2 separate regions of the Homo sapiens genome follow, and region 1 is linked to region 2. Evidence: read pairs that join two places in POLR2A ChIA-PET (ENCODE). Cell type or tissue: PC-9. All regions are shown on one strand. Links, peaks and the distances in the headings refer to the core of each region. The heading gives the core; the rest is flanking DNA. Region 1 has its middle 8.2 kb from the start of NSUN4. Region 2 overlaps MMACHC (metabolism of cobalamin associated C).

Evidence for each region. Peaks named below come from ENCODE experiments on the same cell type or tissue, not always from the same donor. Only the 100,000 strongest peaks of a DNase experiment are listed, where the experiment ranks them.
Region 1: POLR2A ChIA-PET joins it to region 2 with 10 read pairs; 4 of 35 experiments call an interaction of 5 or more read pairs at or near these places.

The regions. Positions count from the first base shown.
Region 1 is chr1:46,328,446-46,336,773 of GRCh38, reverse strand. No RefSeq gene overlaps it. Among named protein-coding and RNA genes, the nearest start is that of NSUN4, 8.2 kb to the left of the region's middle. RefSeq lists a silencer at 2,785-2,834 and enhancers at 4,370-5,099, 5,830-6,558, 6,559-7,288, 7,289-8,017. In PC-9, for the core only: CTCF peaks have their summits at 2,891 and 3,090 (motif pointing left); a DNase peak (open chromatin) is centred at 3,043.
Region 2 is chr1:45,508,838-45,517,143 of GRCh38, reverse strand. It overlaps MMACHC (metabolism of cobalamin associated C), which reads right to left. Exons shown (of 4, transcript NM_015506.3): 4 at 3,762-8,306. The coding sequence ends at 7,929. PRDX1 (peroxiredoxin 1) reads left to right here. Exons shown (of 6, transcript NM_181697.3): 3 at 1,337-1,490; 4 at 2,149-2,271; 5 at 2,507-2,637; 6 at 5,730-6,093. The coding sequence ends at 5,815. Among named protein-coding and RNA genes, the nearest start is that of PRDX1, 8.9 kb to the left of the region's middle. RefSeq lists an enhancer at 8,090-8,179. In PC-9, for the core only: CTCF peaks have their summits at 4,197 and 4,397 (motif pointing left); DNase peaks (open chromatin) are centred at 493 and 4,363; H3K27ac peaks cover 2,863 bases.

The DNA of each region.
Region 1 (8,328 bases), core at 25-8,024, 820 kb before region 2:
ATTCCTTCTCTCTAACCATATTTTTGTACCTATTAACCAACTTCTCAATTTCTTTTTTTTTTTTCTTTTTTTGAGGAGTCTCGCTCTGTCGCCCAGGCTGGAGTGCAGTGGTGCCATCTCGGCTCGCTGCAAGCTCCACCTCCTGGGTTCACACCATTCTCCTGCCTCAGCCTCCCAAGTAGCTGGGACTACAGGTGCCCACCACCACGCCTGGCTAATTTTTTATATTTTTTAGTAGAGACAGGGTTTCACCATGTTAGCCAGGATGGTGTTGATCTCCTGACCTCAGGTGATCCGCCTGCCTCGGCCTCCCAAAGTGCTGGGATTACAGGCATGAGCCACTGCGCCTGGCCTTTTTTTTTTTTTTTTTTTTGTGACGGAGTTTCCTTCTTGTTGCCCAGGCTGGAGTGCAATGGCACATCTTGGCTCATCACAACCTCCGCCTCCCAGGTTCAAGCAATTCTCCTGCCTCAGCCTCCCGAGCAGCTGGGATTACGGGCATGTGCCACCACATCCGGCTAATTTTGTATTTTGAGTAGAGACGAGGTTTTCTCCATATTGGTCAGGCTGGTCTCAAACTCCTGACCTCAGGTGATCTGCCTGCCCCAGCCTCCCAAAGTGCTGGGATTACAGGCATGAGCCACCGTGCCTGGCTCAATTGCTTTAATGATATAGGGCAGTGGTGATTTTATCCCTCCCTTGGGGGACATGTGGTAACATCTGGAGACATTTGGGGTTGTTACAACTGGGTGGTCATTCTGGCATCTAGTCAGTAGAGGCCAGGGATACTGCTCAGTACCCTGCAATACACAGGACAGCCCTTCCCCACAACAATTATCCAACCTAAATATCAACAGTGCTGAGGTTGAGAAACCCTAATATAGAGCTATTTGAACTTTCTAATTCTTCTTGCATTGGTTTTGACAATTTGAATCTTTTTTTTTTCTTTTTTTGAGACAGAGTCTTACTCTGTCACCCAGGCTGGAGTGCAGTGGTGCAATCTCAGCTCACTGCAACCTACACCTCCCAGGTTCGAGATTCTTGTGCCTCAGCCTCCTGAGTAGCTGGGATTACAGGTACGCACCACCATACCCGGCTAATTTTTGTATTTTTAGTAGAGACGGGGTTTCACCATATTGCCCAGGCTGGTCTCTAACTTTCAACCTCAGGTGATCCCCCTGCCTCAGCCTCCCAAAGTGCTGGAATTACAGGCATGAGCCACCAAGCCCAGCCCCAACAATTTTAGTCTTTTAAAGAATGTGTCCATTTCATCTAAGGTATTGATTGTCTTCATATAAAGTGTTTCAGAATATTCCATTATTATCCTTTTAATGTCTATAGTATGGGGCGGCAAACTACAGCCACAAGCCAAATTCATCCTGCAGCCTGTTTTTGAAATATAAATACATAATTTTTATGGCTCCTTTACCACTGCAATAGAGTTAAGTAGTTGCTCCACAGATCATGTGTGGCCCACAAAGCCAAACATGCTCCCTGAATCTTTACAGAAAAAGCTTGCTGACCTTTGGTTTATAGGATCCTTAGTGATGTCCCCTATTACTGATATTGGCAATTTGTGTCTTCCCTCTTTTGTACCTTATCAGGCTAATGAGATGTTTATATATTTTATTGAACTTTTCAAAGGACTAGCTTTCGGTTTTGTTGTTTTCCTCCGTTTCTTTTATATGTAATTGATTTCCACTCTTATATTTATAGTTGATTTCTTTCTACCTTAGTTCTGTTGTCAAACTAAATAAAAGAGATTATCCAAATATAATCAATTAATTCAGGAGTAAGCATTGCAATGTGGAATATGGTACCATATTAACCTACGGGCATATGAGGAGGTAAAGGAAAACAAGAGTTGTTTTTTGTTTTTTAATTTTTTTTGAGACAGGGTCTCATTGTGTTGCCCAGGCTGGAGCGCAGTTGCACAGTCATGGCTCACTGCAGCCTCAACCTCCCAGGCTCAATCAATCCTCCTGCCTCAGCCTCCCAAGTAGCTGGGACTACTACTGGCACAAGCCACCACACCTGGCTAATTTTCATATTTTTTGTAGAGATGAGGTTTCACCATTTTACCCAGGCTGGTCTCAAACTCCTGGGCTCAAGGGACCGCCTGCCTTGGCCACTCAAAGAGTTGGGATTACAGGCATGAACCACTATGCCTGACCTGAAAAAAAAAGCAGGGGGGGCGGGGGTTAAAGGAAAAGTGAGAATCGTTACACATAGTAAGTTGTTTTGGAACAATTATCCCTTGCTACAAGAATTAGTAACAAGGGTTAGTCAATAACAAGCATCAGTCCAAGGTTGGACAGGCAGTTACTGGGCAGATGTTTTCACAGTAGTATTTTGTGTAAGGTTGTGATGGTTTTTGTGCAGGGCTGTGGTTTAGATGCAGACAGGCAGGCGAGCCCCAAAACTGGGGCTTAGTCTGGGAAGGATCTTGGCTTTGCCCAGGAAAGAATTTAAGGGTGAGCCGGTGGTGTTAAACAGCAATTTTTTTTTGAGTCAGGGTCTCACTCTGCCACCCAGGCTAGAGTGCAGTGGTGCAATCCCAATTCACTGCAGTCTCAACCTACTGGGCTCAAACAAGCTTCCCACCTCAGCTACCCAAGTAGCTGGGACCACAGGTGCCCACCACCATGACCAGCTAATTTTTGTATTTTTTGTAGAGACAAGATCTCATTATGTTGCCCAGGCTGGTCTCAAGCTCCTGAGCTCAAGCAATCTTCCTGCCTCAGCCTCCCCAAGTGCTGTTATTGGAGGCATCAGCCACCATGAGTGGTCAAACAGCAATTTTTATTGAACTGGAGCTACTCCTTGTAGAGTAGAGACAACTCATAGGCAGTGTGCCCAGAGCCGCTCTTGTCCTGTTAGCAACTGTATTTATAGCCACTTACACCCACTTTTAATTAGATGCAAATTAAGAAGCAGGCTAATGCAAATTGAGGGGCAGGTTATTCCTAACTTTCTAGGAAAGGGGCAGTAACTTCCTGGTCATTGCCATAGCATCTGTAAATATGCCCCAGAGGAAGTATCTTATGCTAATGACCAGTGAGGGTAGCTAGGGATGGTTTTTGTTGCCATCTGCTGGTTCCTGCCGGTTTCTTCATTTTATCTAAGCGGCACCTTGGGAGCTGGAAATAATTCCTGCCAGTCCCCTACTTCATTCCCCCTCAGAGATTAGATACTCCTCCTTAATCTTAAAGGGGCGGCCAGGTGTGGTGGCTTAGGCCTGTAATCCCAGCACTTTGGGAGGCCAAAGCAGGTAGATCACTTGAGGCCGGGGGTTCGAGACCAGCCTGGCCATCATAATGAAACCCCATCTGTATTAAAAATACAAAAATTAGCTGGGCGTGGGGCACAGGCCTGTGGTCCAGGCTACTCAGGAGGCTGAGGCAGGAGAATCATTTGAACTCGGGAGGAGGTTGCAGTGGGCCAAGATAGCACCACTGCGCTCCAGCCTGGGGGACAGAGTGAGACTCTCTCTTTAAAAAGACCTTAAATGGGCTGCAGAAGGGAAGAGGGCCATCTTCTGTAGCTGTTTTCTGCTAATTTTATGGTCATAGGCCCTGCCTAGCATTGGAGGAGTGACAATCTCTGGATACCTAATCTGATGGGTCTAATAGCTGCTTGTTTTTATTTTCTAAGTCAGAAGATGGGATGGGTTAGAAGTCTTGTGCCAGCATTGTTTTCATGTGGAATTATTGTAGTCTAGAAGACACAAATGTTACTAGGAGGTTAAACAAGCAAGGGCCAAAAATTAGTAATAATAGAATCGCTATTTAAAAGTCTTAGGAAAGGTAAAAACCAGGTGAGAATAACAAATATAGTTTAATACTGCACATACTCAGCCTTGTAATATTATTTAGTTTTGTGTTTGTGAAATAACAACTTTTTTTTTTTTTGAGACGGAGTCTCGCTCTGTCCCCCAGGCTGGAGTGCAGTGGCGCGATCTCAGCTCACTGCAAGCTCCGCCTCCCGGGTTCACGCCATTCTCCTGCCTCAGCCTCCCGAGTAGCTGGGACTACAGGCGCCCGCCAACACGCCCAGCTAATTTTTTGTATTTTTAGTAGAGACGGGGTTTCACTGTGTTAGCCGGGATAGTCTCAATCTCCTGACCTCGTGATCCGCCCGTCTCGGCCTCCCAAAGTGCTGGGATTACAGGCATGAGCCACCGTGCCCGGCCACAACTTTAAGTCTTATAAGAGTTTGAGGGAAGAGAGAGAACTTCTCATATGGTTTTATATTGTTTTATACTCAGTACCTGTTTTAAGAAAAAAAAAAAAAAACAAGGAAGTAAAACCAAAGACAGGCAGCCCGGCGCCAGGCCCGAAACCAGGCCCTGGCCTGCCTGACCTAAACCCAGTAGTTAAAAATCAACTCATAACTTAAAAACCGATGTTATTCATAGATTCCAGACATTGTATAGAAGAACACTGTGAAACTCCCTGCCCTGTTCTGTTTCTCTCTGAGCACCGGTGCATGCAGCCCCTGTCACGTACTCCTTGCTTGCTCAAATCAATCACGACCCTTTCATGTGAAATCCTTAGAGTTGTGAGCCCTTAAAAGGGACAGGAATTGCTCACTCGGGGAGTTCGGATTTTAAGGCAGTAGCTTGCCGATGCTCCCAGATGAATAAAGCCCTTCCTTCTACAACTCGGTGTCTGAGAGGTTTTTGTCTGCGGCTTGTCCTGCTACATTTCTTGGTTCCCTGACCGGGAAGCGAGGTGACTGACGGCCGGCTTAAACCTGCCCTGTGGAGCGTCCCTGTGGGGGACTCCAGACAGCTTGAGTGACGCGATCCAAAGAGTGCTCCCGGGTAGGCAATTGCCCCAGTGGAACGCGTCGCCAGAGCAGCATGTAGCAGGCCCCCACAGAGGATTAACACAGTGGCTGAACACCAGGAAGGAACTGGCACTTGGAGTCCGGACATCTGAAACTTGGTAAGACTAGTCTTTGGAACTTGCCCCACTCCATCTGAGTGGAAGCATGGCCTGATCACCCATGGCGGGTCTGCATTGGCACTTTTGTTCTGGTTTTAACTTGACTTGAATTGCTGGATACTTTGGTTTTGGTTTTGACTTGTCTTGGATTTTTTGGTACTCGGATTTTGAATTTCGTGATTTTGGTTTGGTATAAACGGTAAAAGTGTATGTGTGCCCTTTTTACCTGTTCTTTGTCTTGTGGTGAGTGTGTGTGATGTGAGCATGGTATTTTGTATCAAAAAAAAAAAGCAGCATGGGTCAGGCAAATAAGCCCACCCCACTAGGAACTATGTTAAAAAGAGAATTTCAAGAGAGAATTTAAGGGAGATTACGGTGTTACTGTGGCACCAGGAAAACTTAAAACTTTGTGTGAAATAGACTGGACAGCATTAGAGGTGGGTTGGCCTGGACAGGTCCGTTGTTTCAAAGGTATGACAGAAGGCCACCTGTAAGCCAAGGCACCCAGACCAGTTTCTGTACATAGACAGTTACAGCTGGTTTTAGACCCCCTTCCCCCCCACAGCAGTCAAGAGAATAGCAGCATAATGGCCGGGCACGGTGGCTCAAACCTGTAATCCCAGCACTTTGGGAGGCCGAGGCGGGCGGATCACAAGGTCAGGAGATCGAGACCATCCTGGCTAACACGGTGAAACCCCGTCTCTACTAAAAATACAAAAAAAAAAAATTAGCTGGGCGTGGTGGCAGGCACCTGTAGTCCCAGCTGCTGGGGAGGCTGAGGCAGGAGAATGGCATGAACCTAGGAGGCGGAGCTTGCAGTGAGCTGAGATCGCACCACTGCACTCTAGCCCGGGCGACAGAGCAAGACTCCATCTCAAAAAAAAGAATAGCGGCATAAATGGCTGGCAGAGGCAAGGAAAGACCAGCAGAGAGAAAAAGAGGCCATCTATACCAATTCTAAGTTAATTTAGACTAAACAAGGTCTTATTAATAGCAAAGGATAATTGAAATCCCAAACTTACAAGGTTTTCAACAAAAGTGACGTTTGCTAAAAGTTAACAGTGTAACATGTATTATGGTAACTTCTAATCTTGTGGCCTTGGACAGTCTAGTCCAAAGACATAAGGAATGGTTATCTTCAAAAAAAGAAAAAAAAAGGGGGGCAGGCAAAATTTATGTAAAAAGAGTGTTATATGGTAAATTCTTGTCCTGAAATAAATTAACTGTTTGTTTAAAGAAAAAAAGTTTGTAATAAGTCAGAAAGTTGAGACATGTTGAAAAATTGTCTCCAAAAGTTGTAAACAAAAAATGAAGGGGTGGGTTGCCCCTCCACACCTTTGGGTGTTTCTTGTTAGGTGGAACGAGAGACTTGGAAAAGAAAAAGACATGGAGACAAAGTATAGAGAAAGAAATAAGGGGGCCCAGGGGACCAGCGTTCAGCATACGGAGGATCCCGCCGGACTCTAAGTTCCCTTAGTATTTATTGATCATTATTGGGTGTTTCTCTCTCAGAGAGGGGGATGTGGCAGGGTCATAGGATAATAGTGGAGAGAAGGTCAGCAGGTAAACACGTGAACAAAGCTCTCTGCATCATGAACAAGGTAAAGAATTAAGTGCTGTGCTTTAGATATGCATACACATAAACATCTCAATGCCTTAAAGAGCAGTATTGCCCACCGCATGTCCCACCTCCACCCCTGAGGCGGTTTTCCCCTATCTCAGTAGATGGAATATACAATTGGGTTTTACACTGAGACATTCCATTGCCCAGGGACGCGCAGGAGATAGATGCCTTCCTCTTGTCTCAACTGCAAAGAGGCATTCCTTCCTCTTTTACTAATTCTCCTCAGCACAGAACCTTTACGGGTGTCGGGCTGGGGGATGGTCAGGTCTTTCCCTTCCCACGAGGCCATATTTCAGACTATCACATGGGGAGAAACCTTGGACAATACCTGGCTTTCCTAGGCAGAGGTCCCTGAGGCCTTCTGCAGTGTTTGTGTCCCTGGGTACTTGAGATTAGGGAGTGGTGATGACTCTTAATGAGCATGCCGCCTTCAAGCATAAAAAATTGGTCAAACATAAAAAATTGGATAAATATGTCTACAAGGTTTTATTAAAATTAAGTTTAACATTAACAACACACTAATATAAAGGTAAAATTTAACTTATCTGGTATAAAAATCATACAAGAAACATTATTAAATATAAAATAATGTTTAGCTTTCTTTGGTCTAAAAACTAATAAAAATAGGTGCTAAAGGAAACATTCATTTTACTAGAGGACCATACAAGTTAAAGACTTAAAACAAACTTTGGCAATTAAGACGGCATACCAAGATGCAAATGCCTGGTTGAAATGGATCATATATTCCATCTGCACGTTAAACAAAAGCAATTGTTATGCTTGTGCACGTGGCAGGCCAGAGGCCCTGATTGTCCCCCTTCCACTAAGGTGGTCCTCCAGTCGACCAGGCGTGGGCTGCATGGTAGCTCTTTTCCAGGATTCTACAGCCTGGAGTGATAAGTCATGCCAAGCTCTCTCTGCTATATCCTGAAGTCCCTGCGGGTCAGCCCCGGAGGGCCATCCAACTTATGTCTCCCAACACTAAGTTCACTTCTTGTCTCTCATGGCAGGGAGGAGATTTAGCATTCCTTGGAGACCTGAAGGGATGCAGTGAGCTTAAGAATTTTCAAGAGCTTATCAATCAGTCAGCCTCTGTTCATCCCCGAGTGGATGTATGGTGGTATTGTGGTGGACCTTTACTGGGCACTCTGCTGAATAACTAGAGTGGCACTTGTGCTTTAGTCCATTTGGCTATCCCTTTTACCCTGGCATTTCATCAACCAGAGGAAAAAAAAAAAATAAGACATCATAAAGCGAGAGAAGCTCCTTATAGGTCTTTCAACTCTCACATCTATTTAGATGCAACTGGAGCCCCGCAAGGAATACCAGATCAATTTAAAGCTTGAAATCAAATAGTTACAGGATTTAAGTCAATATTTTGATAGATGACAGTCAATAAAAATGTAGATTAGAAAAACTACATCTATTACAATGAGCTTTACATGAGTTAAAAAAAAACTCCTTTTGGGCCCAGCCCTGAGGCTATCTGACCTGACAAAACTCTTTACACTCTATGTGTCAGAAAGAGAAAAAATGGCAGTTAGAGTTTTAACCCAGACTGTAGGGCCCTGGCCAAGGCCAGTGGCCTATCTCTCAAAGCAACTAGACGGGGTTTCCAAAGGCTGGCCCCACGTCCAAGGGCCCTGGCAGCAACGGCCCTGTTAGCACAAGAAGCAAATAAGCTAACTCTTAGGCAAAACCTAAAGTCCCCCCATGCTGTGGTGATTTTAATAAATACCAAAGGACACCATTAAC
Region 2 (8,306 bases), core at 307-8,306:
AGGCCCCAAAGTGCTTGTTAGGCAAAGCTGGAAGGGTTGTTTAGATGAGTTAGTTTCCAGTGATACTGCAAAGTGGTAAATGTCAAAAAGGGCTGCTTGTTTGGCTTTTTTTTTTTTTTTTTGAGGTGGAATTTTGATCTTGTCGCACAGGCTGTAGTGCAGTGGCATGATCTCAGGTCACTGCGACCTCCATCTCCCCGGTTCAAGTGATTCTCCTGGCTCAGCCTCCCCAGTAGCTGAGATTTCAGGCCCCCGCTGTCACACCCAGCTAATTTTTGTATTTTTAGTAGAGACATGTTTTACCATGTTGGTCAGCCTGGTCTTGAACTCCTGACCTCAGGTGATCCACCCGCCTCGGCCTCCCAAACTGCCTCCCAAACTGCTGGGATTACAGACGTCAGCCACCATGCCACCACACCCAGCCTGTTTGACTTTTCAAACATTGCTGCTACCTGGAAATGAGTGAATATTTGGAATTGTTCTAGTATTTAAGCCTGGTGGGTGTGGCGAGAAGGCTGCCTGGCCAGTTTGAAGATCTGTTATTTCAGTGGTTAATCCCAGTGACTTCATTAAAATTGCAGCTAGAAGTTCTGTTACTCACTAGTACTTTTGTCTTTTCTGTCTCTCTCTGTCTCCCTCTTTCTCTCTCTCTCTCTGTGTATATGTATATATATATTTCTGTTGTTTTGAGACAGTCTTGCTGTGTTGCCCAGGCTGGCCTCAAACTCCTGGGGTCAAGGGATCCTCCCACCTCAGCCTCCCAAGTAGCTGGGACTACAGACACGCACCACTGTGCCTGGCTTAAAATTTTTCCTGTCCTGTCAGGCACGTTAGGAACACATGTGATCACTTAAACCATGCTTGTTCCATTACTATGGTTCATCACGGGAGAAGTGCAAAGGCTGTGACTTCTTATTGGTGTCTTATCTCTACAGCAGAGGAGTACTGCAATTCAGCTTTCTCTGGGTATTGTTAAGCATTGGCATTAGGCCATGCTTATAAGTGCATCCTTGCTTTTGCTATCTTTGGAGAACTTGGTGTTTATGTTAATTTTAGCCACTCAGAAAAGATCAAAATTAGACTGAACAGTGTTTACTCTGTATTGGTAGCTATGACATGGAGGCAGGAGAATAAAGTATGGGATTGGAAGTTTTTTTCATTCAGGTATTCCTAATGCACCAGGTTCTAAAAGTAGCTTCTAGGAGACATCTGTATTGAGCATCTTGGCAGTTAGTGGTTATTGTGTCAGCCATCAACTTGCTTCTTTTTGTATAGGAAAATATAAAGCAAGGAAGTCTGTGTCAAATGCTAACCATGACTCCGATTTTCCCCCCAGGAAAATATGTTGTGTTCTTCTTTTACCCTCTTGACTTCACCTTTGTGTGCCCCACGGAGATCATTGCTTTCAGTGATAGGGCAGAAGAATTTAAGAAACTCAACTGCCAAGTGATTGGTGCTTCTGTGGATTCTCACTTCTGTCATCTAGCATGGTAAATCTCTTGGTCTATTTGGCATGTGAACTTTTTTTTTTTTTTTTTTTTTTTTGAGATGGAGTCTTGCTTTGTCGCCCAGGCTGGAGTGCAGTGGTGTGATCTCCGCTCACTTCAAGCTCTGCCTCCCAGTTTCACGCCATTCTCCTGCCTCAGCCTCCTGAGTAGCTGGGACTACAGGCGCCTGCCACCATACCTGGCTAATTTTTTGTATTTTCAGTAGAGACGGTGTTTCACCGTGTTAGTCAGGATGTTCTTGATCTCCTGACCTCGTGATCTGCCCACCTCAGCCTCCCAAAGTGCTGGGATTACAGGTGTGAGCCACTGCACCTGGCTGGCATGTGAACTTTTAAAACAGCAACTGGGAAGCTTTGGCAATAGACTTTCAAGTATTGCCTTCTCATTGAAGGGAGTGCAAAGTCTGACTTTCTCTTATTGCTCTCATGACCTGGCAGCAGAGAAGAAGCAGCTTCAATTGCAGTTGAGTGTACCCTAGTGACCTACCTTAACTGTTCTCAGCATTCACTTTATTGCTGGAAAACGGAAAAAAAACAGTCTTTTTGGAAAGTTAGATTAGGAATATGGGAAAGGGGAAAGAGGAATGCGTACAGTCAAGTCAAGAGTTTGAATGTAACTGTATGTTTGCCTTTTGCCATAGGGTCAATACACCTAAGAAACAAGGAGGACTGGGACCCATGAACATTCCTTTGGTATCAGACCCGAAGCGCACCATTGCTCAGGATTATGGGGTCTTAAAGGCTGATGAAGGCATCTCGTTCAGGTATGTCATCAGGACAAGTATCCAGTTGGCTGAAAGCCTTTTATTTGGAGAGATCTAGAGCCCTGATCTGTAGAGACTCCTTGTCATTTCATTCCTTTATGCAGGGGCCTCCTCACTAAGGCCAGGCCAGTAGGAGTGTGGAGACCAGTCCATTTCCTTCAGGCTTCAAGCCTCTGTATTCTAACAAAGCACATCTCTAAACCTGTATTGCTTTTCCTTTCATCTCTTTTCCCAGGGGCCTTTTTATCATTGATGATAAGGGTATTCTTCGGCAGATCACTGTAAATGACCTCCCTGTTGGCCGCTCTGTGGATGAGACTTTGAGACTAGTTCAGGCCTTCCAGTTCACTGACAAACATGGGGAAGGTAAGCCATCTGTCTGATAACAGGACAACAGAGTGGTGGTATGAAGGGGTGGGTTGCCCCTTCACACCTGTGGGTGTTTCTCGTTAGGTGGAATGAGAGACTTGGAAAAAGACACGTAGACAAAGTATAGAGAAAGAAATAAGGGGGCCCAGGGGACCAGTGTTCAGCATACAGAGGATCCCGCCGGCCTCTGAGTTCCCTTAGTATTTATTGATCATTCTTGGGTGTTTCTCGGAGAGGGGGATGTGGCAGGGTCATAGGATAATAGTGGAGAGAAGGTCAGCAGATAAACACGTGAACAAAGGTCTCTGCATCATGAACAAGGTAAAGAATTAAGTGCTGTGCTTTAGATGTGCATACACATAAACATCTCAATGCCTTAAAGAGCAGTATTGCTGCCCGCATGTCCCACCTCCACCCCTGAGGCGGTTTTCCCCTGTCTCAGTAGATGGAACATACAATTGGGTTTTACACTGAGACATTCCATTGCCCAGGGACTGGCTGGAGACAGATGCCTTCCTCTTGTCTCAACTGCAAAGAGGCGTTCCTTCCTCTTTTACTAATCCTCCTTAGCACAGGGTGTCAGGCTGGGGGACCCCGGTCAGGTCTTTCCCTTCCCACGAGGCCATATTTCAGACTATCACATGGGGAGAAACCTTGGACAATACCTGGGTTTCCTAGGCAGAGGTCCCTGTGGCCTTCCGCAGTGTTTGTGTCCCCGGATACTTGAGATTAGGGAGTGGTGATGACTCTTAAAACGAGCATGCTGCCTTCAAGCATTTGTTTTAACAAAGCATATCTTGCACAGCCCTTAATCCATTTAACCCTGAGTTGACACAGCACATGTTTCAGGGAGCACAGGGTTGGGGATAAGGTTACAGATTAACAGCATCTCAAGGCAGAAGAATTTTTCTTAGTACAGAACAAAATGGAGTCTCCTCTGTCTACTTCTTTCTACACAGAGACAGTAACAATCTGATCTCTCTTTTCCCCACAGTGGTAGAATGGGAAAGATAGTAGGAACAGAAGCTACCAAATAAGAAAATGGGTATCTCTCTTCATAAATTGAAGCCCCTGGATTACAGTGTGTTGTGAGGGTGAGGGTAATGGAAAAGCTTGGGAAGGAGAATATAAAGGCTTTTTATTCAAAGTATACATACTCCTCTCTTCTGTCCTGCTCATTTAGAATCAGTCACTCCCAAAGATCTAACTTACTGAATGTAGGATGATCTCACAGATGTATTAGGGCAAAACAAAATGGTTGGGAATCACCTCTAGAGATAAAGCATGCCATTTTTTAAATAACTTTATTGAGAGAAGAGGTTAATCCATATAGTTCATATTTTTATTTATTTATTTATTTTTTGCAAGATGGAGTCTTGCTCTGTTGCCCAGGCTGGAGTGCAGTGGCGCAGTCTTGGCTCACTGCAACCTCCGCCTCCCCTGAGCCATTGCGCCCAGCCCAGACTAGCTTTCTAAGGCCTATTTCAGCTCTGATCTTGTAATTTAAAGGAAATGAAGTTATTAGAGTCTGGATTAGTGGTGTATGTTTGGGAAGACCCAAAGGTGCTAGCTTGGCTAGCACCAAGTAATCTTTTTACAGGGATTAGAGTCTGATTATATAGGGATCAGTGAGCACTGATAACCAAGAGGTACCCTTTGCAGAAGGATGTGTGGGCAGTTAGCCTGGACAGATGACACATGGCTCAGCTGACACCTGCTGAGACTGCCCCCTTGTGGGAGATGAGGTTCAGCATTAAGAAGGAGGCAGCAGTGGCAAAGTAGGCCCTTTAACTGGACTTTCCTAGGAACCTACATATAGGTTAGTCTCCTGAACCCAGGCTTTCATAACTCAGAAGCTTGCTTCTTCAGACTCTGTTGGTCTCTGCTGCTTCCCATCCCACTGGAACATGTACAGCCTCTTAAATAGGTACCATTTAAGAGCCAATGAATGCCAAACACTTTTTTTTTTTGAGACAGAGTCTTGTTTTGTCGCCCAGACTGGAGTGCAGTGGTGTGATCTCAGCTCACTGCAGCCTCCACCTCCTGGGTTCAAGTGATTCTCTTGCCTCAGCCTCCTGAGTAGCTAGGACTACAGGGGTCCACCACCACGCCCCACTATTTTTGTATAGTCCCAGCTACTCGGGAGGCTGAGGCAGGAGAATGGCATGAACCCCGGAGGTGGAGCTTGCAGTGAGCTGAGATCGCGCCACTGCACTCCAGCCTGGGCGACAATGTGAGACTGTCTCAAAAATTAGCCAGGTGTGGTGGTGGGCGCCTGTAATCCTAGCTATTTGGGAGGCTGATGCAGGAGAATCGCTTGAACCCGGGAGACCGAGGTTGCAGTGAGACGGAGGTGGAGATTGCGCCACCGTACTCCAGCCTGGGCAACAGAGGGAGACTCCATCTCAAAAAAAAAAAAAAAAAAAAAAAAAAAGAAAAATAAGAGATTAGTCCCCTTGCCTCATTTTCTTCAGGCTAGCCTGAGGCACATTCTTAGGCATTGTCAGGAAAAGGTTGAAGGCTGTGCTTTCTGTATAAATCTATGAAAAATTTCAAACTCTGCCTTTTGCTTACCAAGGGGTAGATGGCAGTTACTTAATGAAACAAGCGGGGGCTTCTGTTAAGTTCTTGATCCTTTATAAGGTTCAGGCTATCCAGTTTGGTAGAGTTAGAAGAATGCTGAGAAGGCAGACTGAGTTTGCTGTCTTCAGAGCTCTGAAGGGCTGTCAGAAACAGTTTAGTGTTAAGGGTTTACATAGTCCTATGTGTGTCGTTTATTTAGCTTTTTTTTCCCCTTAAGGATTAGAGAGTGTTGGCAAATTATTTAAACTTTGCCTTTTTTTGTGGAAAATTTAAATTTCAAGTGCTACATGAATAAATTAGGCATGATAGTATCTTAAGGCTGTGGTGATGATTATATGTTTGTAAAATGGTTAGCTCATACTAAAAGGGTGAATGATCTAAGACTGATTGCAGGGGTAGGTTTCCTGGTATCTGAGTGTTCAGGTGCAGAACTGGTTTTGTCCATAGGAGAATGGTGGTGCATACCATTGAGAAGGTTATTAATTAGTGGTGCCTTTCTCTTGCAGTGTGCCCAGCTGGCTGGAAACCTGGCAGTGATACCATCAAGCCTGATGTCCAAAAGAGCAAAGAATATTTCTCCAAGCAGAAGTGAGCGCTGGGCTGTTTTAGTGCCAGGCTGCGGTGGGCAGCCATGAGAACAAAACCTCTTCTGTATTTTTTTTTTCCATTAGTAAAACACAAGACTTCAGATTCAGCCGAATTGTGGTGTCTTACAAGGCAGGCCTTTCCTACAGGGGGTGGAGAGACCAGCCTTTCTTCCTTTGGTAGGAATGGCCTGAGTTGGCGTTGTGGGCAGGCTACTGGTTTGTATGATGTATTAGTAGAGCAACCCATTAATCTTTTGTAGTTTGTATTAAACTTGAACTGAGACCTTGATGAGTCTTTATTTTAGGAAGCATATTATTAGCTTTTGATTTTAAGAGGAATTTACTCCTTGCTTTCCCTGTTTTGGGGAAAATGAGGAGAGCTGCCTCCAAATCAGGGAATTATATTGACACAGGTAGATATAGGGAATGGAACTGAATGAACCCAAGGTGTTACATTTTGTTTCACTACACATGAGGGAGAAGAATAAGCCCTGCTATAGTGTTGGCCAGAGCACTGCGACTGACGCCACAGGCTGGGTTACCAGTTAAAGTCTCAGTGTGACTACTTGGACACCTATTTTTGTTTAGACACACTATTCAAAGGGCTGCATGGGAACCAGAAGCTTGGCCTCTTCTGATAAATGCCTGGTACCTGCTATGTAAAAGAGCTGGAGGTTTCTGTTCTTTTTGAACTGACAGAGGAAAGAGGAAGACAAGGCTGGTGGCCTTGGGTAGGGCTTTCGTAGTTGCACAGTACTGGGCAATTCTTAGCCTTCCCTTGGTTCTAGCCTTGATTAGAGATAGTCTTTTTTAGTGTCATTATGTTGCCCAGAGTGGTTCTGAATTCCTTGCCTCAGGCGGTCCTCCGCCTCAGCCTCCCAAAATGGTGGGATTACAGGTGAGCGCCACAGTGCCTGGCCAAAGCTCGTTTTGATCCTCATTCATATGTCATTGTCCTCAGAGAGGCTGTCAGCTGGGAAAAGTTATTCTCCTGGGCCCTTGAGGCCAAGGTAGATTCAGAACTGAGGATACTTCTGTGTATCATGTGATACCATTCCAGCCACTTGTCTTCCTCAGCTACTCCCACCTGCCCACCCCTCTAGAACCGACTACACCCATGAGCAGCAGTACAGAATTCCCAGGGCCTTTGGTAATGGCCAACATACTGCTTACTATATATGCCAGGTATTTTTCCAAAGTGCCTTACACGTGTTTATTCAGTCCCTACCTGAGGTAGGTACTTTTTTTTTTTTTTTTGAGACAGAGTCTCACACTGTCACCCAGGCTAGAGTGCAGCCATGCAATCTCGGCTCACTGCAATCTCTGCCTCCCTGGTTCAAATGATTCTACTGCCTCAGCCTCCTGAGTAGCTGGGACTACAGGCCTGCGCTACCATGCCCGGCTAACTTTGCATTTTTAGTAGAGACGGGGTTTCACTGTATTGGCCAGGCTGGTCTCAAACTCGACCTCATGATCCACCTGCCTCGGCCTCCCAGAGTGCTGGGATTACAGGCGGGAGCCACCACACCCTGCTGGTAGGTACTCTTTAGAGGATATTTGCCCCTTAGGCCCTGTAACAACATCTTGGGGAACTGCTTAGAAATGGGAACAGATAGAGTCTTGGCTGGGTGCGGTGGCTCATTCCTGTAATCCCAGGACTTTGGGAGGCCAAGATGGGTGGATCACGAGGTCAGGAGTTAAAGACCAGCCTGGCCAATATGATGAAACCCCATCTCTACTAAAAATACAAAAAATTAGCCAGGTGTAGTGGCAGGCACCTGTCATCCCAGCTACTCAGGAGGCTGAGGCAGATAATTGCTTGAACCCAGGAGGCAGAGGTTGCAGTGAGTAGAGACTGTGCCACTGCACTCCAGCCTAGGTGACAGAGTAAGACTCTGTCTAAAAAAAAAAAAAAAACTCATTTGAAGGCAGATGGGAATTCTGGTTCCCTGGCCTTTATCTTGGCCAAACCTAACTTCCTTGAGCCTTGTTATCTTCATGGAAGATCTCTACTATATTATCAAAAATAGTAATCTTGTACTCAAAACCTTTTGCTTTGCCAAAGCCAATTAAGTCCTAGCAAGTACCACCATAAATCAGGGTCCACATGGGAGAAAATCAAGGGCCAGGGGATGCAGGTGGTGAGACCCTGGGGCTGAGCCAGCTCCGGGCTCTGCTGGGATTCCCAGGCTTCTTGGGGGCGGGTGTGGTAAAGGGAAGGTCCGGGGAGGGAGAACTAGGCTTCTCTGAGGGCTGAGCCAAGCCCAATAGGGCCAATCGTTGGGCAGGTGGAGTGGAGAAGTAGGCCTTCTGCTCTTCTGAGTAGCGCTCCTGGGGTGTCACAGCATCCCGGTAAGTCCAATCACGCCAGTGGAAATTGAAGCCTTCGAGTAGGGCGATACGGTCAGCTCTTGTAGGTACACAGTCATGAGGTTTTCTGGGTGGCAGATCTGGCACCTCTATCCCTGGCAGCAGCACTACCCCTCGGATGGCAAA